Regions from separate parts of the Homo sapiens genome. Here region 2 is linked to region 1. The links are chromatin loops, found by intact Hi-C in ENCODE. Cell type or tissue: ascending aorta. All regions are shown on one strand. Each heading gives the region's core, and the rest is flanking DNA. Links, peaks and the distances in the headings are about the cores only.

The links. A loop is a pair of places that touch in the nucleus more often than their neighbours do. Peaks named below come from ENCODE experiments on the same cell type or tissue, not always from the same donor. Only the 100,000 strongest peaks of a DNase experiment are listed, where the experiment ranks them.
Region 2: a loop joins it to region 1, with 2.0 times the contacts of the local background. A loop is called at or near these places in 5 of 110 quality-filtered maps.

What each region holds. Positions count from the first base shown.
Region 1 is chr19:32,339,118-32,342,038 of GRCh38, forward strand. No RefSeq gene overlaps it. Among named protein-coding and RNA genes, the nearest start is that of ZNF507, 5.0 kb to the right of the region's middle. RefSeq lists an enhancer at 1,072-1,121. In ascending aorta, for the core only: a CTCF peak has its summit at 1,328 (motif pointing right); a DNase peak (open chromatin) is centred at 1,304; H3K27ac peaks cover 1,212 bases.
Region 2 is chr19:32,463,107-32,466,027 of GRCh38, forward strand. DPY19L3 (dpy-19 like C-mannosyltransferase 3) reads left to right here. Exons shown (of 19, transcript NM_001172774.2): 13 at 260-382; 14 at 763-874; 15 at 1,622-1,678. Among named protein-coding and RNA genes, the nearest start is that of DPY19L3, 59 kb to the left of the region's middle. In ascending aorta, for the core only: a CTCF peak has its summit at 1,261 (motif pointing right); no DNase peak of the experiment used is centred there.

The DNA.
Region 1 (2,921 bases), core at 140-2,639:
GAAACATCCCAGGCTGGGCATGGTGGCTCACGCCTGTAATCCCAGCACTTTGGGAGGCCAAGATGGGTGGATCACTTGAGGTCAGGAGTTCAAGACCAGCCTGGGCAACATGGTAAAACCCCATCTCTACTAAAAATACAAAAATTAGCCAGGCATGGTGACATATGCCTATATTCCCAGCTACTCGGGAGGCTGAGGCAGGAGAATCGTTGGAACCCAGGAGGCAGAGGTTGCAGTGAGCTGAGATTGCACCACTGCACTCCAGCCTGGGTGACAGAGCGAGAGTGTCAGTGTCAAAAAATAAAAATTAATTAATTAATTAATTAATTAAATAAACATCCCAGAAGGTCAAATACTATACCATGTTCCCTCTGCTTGGTCTTCCCCAGTATACGAAGAGCTCAAGCTGGGAATCTTAGAAGATAGACTCCTTGCAATCTGCAGTTATCCATTTACTGATGTCTTAAGCAAGAAGTAGAACTCCCAGCCAGTCGGTGATGATGCCAGCAGCTCCTCCTAGTCTATCACCTCAAAAGGAGCTGTCAAAATAACAAATGACATATTTTTAAGTTGCAGGATTACCCCTTAGCTGGGCTTTCTTGGTTTGATTAGCAGTTACTTTTCCTTTTAGTGTCTTTCTTCATCTTCTCCTCCTTCTTCTTTTCATTTTCTTCCTCTGCTCCACTCATCAATAAAGGCCACTGTTTTCAGGAAACTGCTTCCCTAGGAAGAATTGAACAGTATACTATTACAATCATATTGTCTTGTTCAGAAGCAGGTGGTATTACCTGTCAACAGGGGTTTGGGGCAGAGCAAATAGCTCCCACCCAGCTCGGTGAAGCCACTCCCTGGCTCCTGGGTAGAGAAAAATGGCCAAAGAAGAGAGCTCTTTGGAGGCCTCAAAATCTCATTTTCATTCCCTTTGCAGAGAAGAGACTGACTTTATTGACAAAGACGACTGAAAATTGCTTGAGCGTTCCAATAACCAGTCTGCGTTGAGGCAGAAAGACAGTCTGGCGGAGGCAAGCTCCCTGCTCCACCGCTAGCTCCGCCGAGCCACGCTTTCCTGCAGCACCAGTCTGTGGCATATGCAGACTAGACTGAAAGGAGCCTCCTGTCGGCCTCAAAAGCAGCCCCCCTCCACCTCCACTCCCAGCCTGCTGGTGCGTTTCCTGGATCCCAATCACAAATCAACACGAATGCAGGGAATCTCTGCCAGACACCAAACTCTTAGGCTGATTCAGGAGCTTGGGGTCAGGCCTAAGTTGGCTTGGACCAGGCACAGGTCCCATTTTCCACTGGAGTGCCCTGTGGCTTGGCTGCACATTGCGCGTGGGCCACTAGATGTCACCATTATTGATTCTTGTCCTTATACCCAGGTCCTGAGTCTAAGACAGGGTCTCAGGGCTAGGAGAACTCTGGAGAGAATTCCATCGCAGCGTTGACTGCAGGGCTGCTATATTTGCTATGTCTGAGTTCCTCGGTGGGCCTTTTCTAAATAAGTTAGCATCTCAGCCCCAAAACAGCTGAGCTGCAAATTAAGCAAAGACCAGTATTAGCCAGAGCCAACCCTGATTTTCACAATCACGTCCCCTGCCCTTTCTCCTCCTCTTCATCGTCAGGGTTGGTCATTATGCATCCTTCTGGTTTACTTGGGCCCTCAATAAGAAATAAATTAATATGTATGCCTCATAGCACCAAGGATTTTAGATGTTGATGTGCTGTTGAAGAAACATAGGTCTGTGGCTTTTAGCAGAGAATGAATGACAGAGGGATAATTTATGATGGTCCTTGAGACCTGAACTACAATTATGAAGTATTTCTAGGTGTATATTCAGGATGCAAAGTGCAAGGAACCCAGAGCTAATGTTAATTTATTACTGACAGCTGTATATATAATAATATATCACGTCTTTTCATCTTACATTCCTTCTGACTTACATCAAGCAATCTTTTCATTCATTAATAAAATCAAGTCTTGCCATTATTCTTAATGATGAAGTCCCATCTTGAACCCAGAGGACTCCTATCATTAAACTCCGTGCTTCTATATACCAGTCATCTGAAGCTCAAAAAAAAGGATAAATTGAACTTCTTGTTTTACAAGCAAGGTGAAAACATCGGAAAGATAGAGCCCACTTGCTCACAGTCCCACAAGGGCTAAGTAGCAAAGTCAGGGACAATTTCGGGGTTTATTTTTCTCAGCTCGCACTACCACATCCTTTTTTGCCTTTTAGCTCTCTTGCCTCCTCTCACCTTTCTACAATCTCTCCTTTTTTGAGGCAGTATTTTTTTTTTTTTTTTTTTTTTTTTTTGAGACGGAGTCTCGCTCTGTCGCCCAGGCTGGAGTGCAGTGGCGGGATCTCGGCTCACTGCAAGCTCCGCCTCCTGGGTTCACGCCATGCCTCAGCCTCCCAAGTAGCTGGGACTACAGGCGCCCGCCACTACGCCCGGCTAATTTTTTTGTATTTTTAGTAGAGACGGGGTTTCACCGTTTTAGCCGGGATGGTCTCGATCTCCTGACCTCGTGATCCGCCCGCCTCGGCCTCCCAAAGTGCTGGGATTACAGGCGTGAGCCACCGCGCCCGGCCGAGGCAGTATATTTTTTAAAGGTCATGATAAAAATTACACCTTAAAGAAATACGGGCCACACGTCTCGTCCAATTTTCGGTTCTGTGCCAAAGACTTACATGATTAATCCCTTCAAAACAAATCTAATCTAATCTTATCACACCAAAGACAAGGTGTCCTTCATAAGTATTGTGGCTGGAAACAAGTAGGTCTTCCTCCAGTTTCAACTCGTTCAATGTCTCATTCAGTTTACAACCAGTCATCACCTTGGCAACTTACTCGAGGCACTGTCTTCAGCGTTCCCAAAACGTAAGTAGTGCTCCAGTTCAGCTTGTAAAATCATCAAACTC
Region 2 (2,921 bases), core at 156-2,655, 120 kb after region 1:
ATTTAAAGAATTGAAGCACTTTAAATTTTTACTTCAAAGCTGCTGTGAAATTTCAGTTTTTCTCATTATTAATGCATTTATATTGTTACACTTTAGCCTCATAAATTCAAAATTGATCAATGCGAATTCATTTCATCTTATGGAAATAATCAATTTCTGAATACATAAAGGCATACATTTCTTGTATCTTCTTCTTTTACAAAGATCTAACTAAAATTATGTTTCCAGCTTAAATTTTGTATGTTGCTGTTTTACTCAGTGATTCTACAAATCAACAATCCGTGGGTAAAATGGAAAAAGGCACAGTTGACCTGAAACCAGAAACTGCCTACAACTTAATACATACCATTCTGTTTGGATTCTTGGCATTGAGTACAATGAGGTATTTTTGTCTTACCTGTTTGTTTACTTTTTATTTGATCACTCTTGATGTTACTTAGCAATATAATTTGGAAAGTGACAATCATCTTCATTAATGATCATGGTTCCCATAAAATCATCCTTATATCCTATCTTCTCTCAGTATAAAATACTCAACATCAGTTTTTACAATTAATTACAAACACGCCTCTATGTTTTACTCAAAGCATAGTCTTGAAAAGGCAGTGGAGTTAAACAACGAACCCTTCGGCAAATGGCATCTGCATAGTTTTAAGTAAGATTTTGCCGTCATAGACTGTAAAGCTGCCTTTATAGGTGTCTCAGAATCCAGGTTTATATACAACTAGTACTTCTGACTTGCGCCTGTGTCTGTTCTTGCAGAATGAAGTACCTCTGGACGTCACACATGTGTGTGTTCGCATCATTCGGCCTATGTAGCCCTGAAATATGGGAGTTACTTCTGAAGTCAGTCCATCTTTATAACCCAAAGAGGGTCAGTGTCATCCCTTTTTCCATCTCCTTTTATGACTTGCAGTATTTCTTTCATACCACTTCTTTTTTTGTTTTTCAGTAGCTGTGAGATAAAATGGATACTGAAATTGAAGCTGAAAATACATAATTGATATATTAAGATTTTATAGGGAATTATTTTAAAATAATTTTATTTTAAAAAATTACTTTTTTCTCAGACTATAAGTTAGATATGTTCATTATACAGAATTTGGAAATACAAAAAAAAGCACAAAAGGGGAATTAAAATTACCAATAATCCCCTTGTCCGGAATTATAACTGTTGTTATTATAATGTATTTTCATAAAGATAATTATTTATATATGTATGACAATTTTTCAGTAGCCTATAAATGCAGTTTTGAATTGTTCTACTCCATAAATTCACTAGGTGGCAATATAGTAGAAGCTGCAGATATCTTACAAATGATTAGAATCCTAGTATCGACTCAGTTATTCTGCATATTGGAGACTTGTGCTCCATTAAATTATATTTCTGGTAATTTTTTAAGGCATATATTTACAAAGCAAAACTGTAAGGCAGAAGTGTTTAAAAAAGCCGGGCACAGTGGCTCACTCCTATAATCCTAGCTGCTCAGGAGGCTGAGACAGGAAAATCACTTGAGCCCAAGAATTCCAGGCCAGCCTAGGCAAACATAGCAAGACCCTGTCTCTCAAAAAAGAAAAGGTTCAAAATACTTATAATCTAAATAATGTCTTTCTTATATAGATATGTATAATGCGATATTCAGTACCGATATTAATACTGCTGTATCTATGCTATAAGGTAAGACTGATTTTCCTCATTCTTGTCATTCATGTATTTAGCAGAATAATTGCTTTGATTCAATATATTTTGTGTATTATTTGGCAAATAGAGTGGTTTGTGAAGGTTATAAATACCTCCTTAGCTTCTTACTGAAGGTGACATTGATGGGAAAATGGATCTTTTTCCCAAATAGTTTTAACAAGTAAAAACATGATAGCGAAAACTACTATAGCATTTAATAATTCTAATTAATTTTGATTTAGACTCTTAATATTCAGCTGATGCAAATTCTGAAAATAAGGTGTTTTCAGACCTATTTTGAAATGAAAGTAGGAAAATTATTTTCCCATTACCTGATTTATATAGACTAAGAGATTTTTAAATGTATCTTACTTTAAGCTCCATATTTTATTAGATGCTTATCTTCATAAGAGAATTAGACACATAAATAAACACAGCCTAAGGCTAGGCTTTTTAAAATCTGTTCTTCAGTATCAATAGGAAGTATCTGGATTTTTCATATTCTCATTTGACTAGTTTCTGAAACAGCATGAACTGCCCTTTAATTCAGAGAATTTCTTATCAGAGACAATGATCATTGGTCAGGTTGACTGTGGCTTTTTGTCACATCTTTGACATTGGCAGTCTTGAATCATCACTAGGGCAGATAGCACAGACTGTTTTATCCAATTGAGCTTCTGCCCTCTCTTTTTAAAGAACCTAACATATTAAGTTTATATTTTTTTTCCTTTAAATTTTACTTTAAGTTAAAACGACGGATTTCAAACTCTACTGTGTAGAACCCCTGATTTGGGAGGGTGGCTAAAAGCAGGGGTGATGGGACCTCCCGCAGAGAGGATCAGCTAGAGCAGCTCAGCTTTGGGGTTTATTTGCTTATATTTTCATGTAGGATTTTGTGAACCAAAGGTTTCAGGCTAAAGAAAATATTGCTAAATACTATATTGTAAATATTTCAAAAAAATGTGTTCTGTTATGAGCCTGTCTATCAAAACATTTACCATTAGCAAAACTCTGTGCTAACTCCTAGATATTAAAAAACACACAAATAGATTTATGCCTCCCCACCTCTGGGAATTTTATTGCTCTAATGCGAATAACTGAAACTTACTAAAAACATCTAGACACGAACAGTTAAGGATTAAACAGTATATGTTACTGAGGAGTCCTGTCAGTTTACCTTTACACAATGATTCAGTGGATTAAAGCACCCTCCTCACAGAAAAGATAAAGCTCATGAATG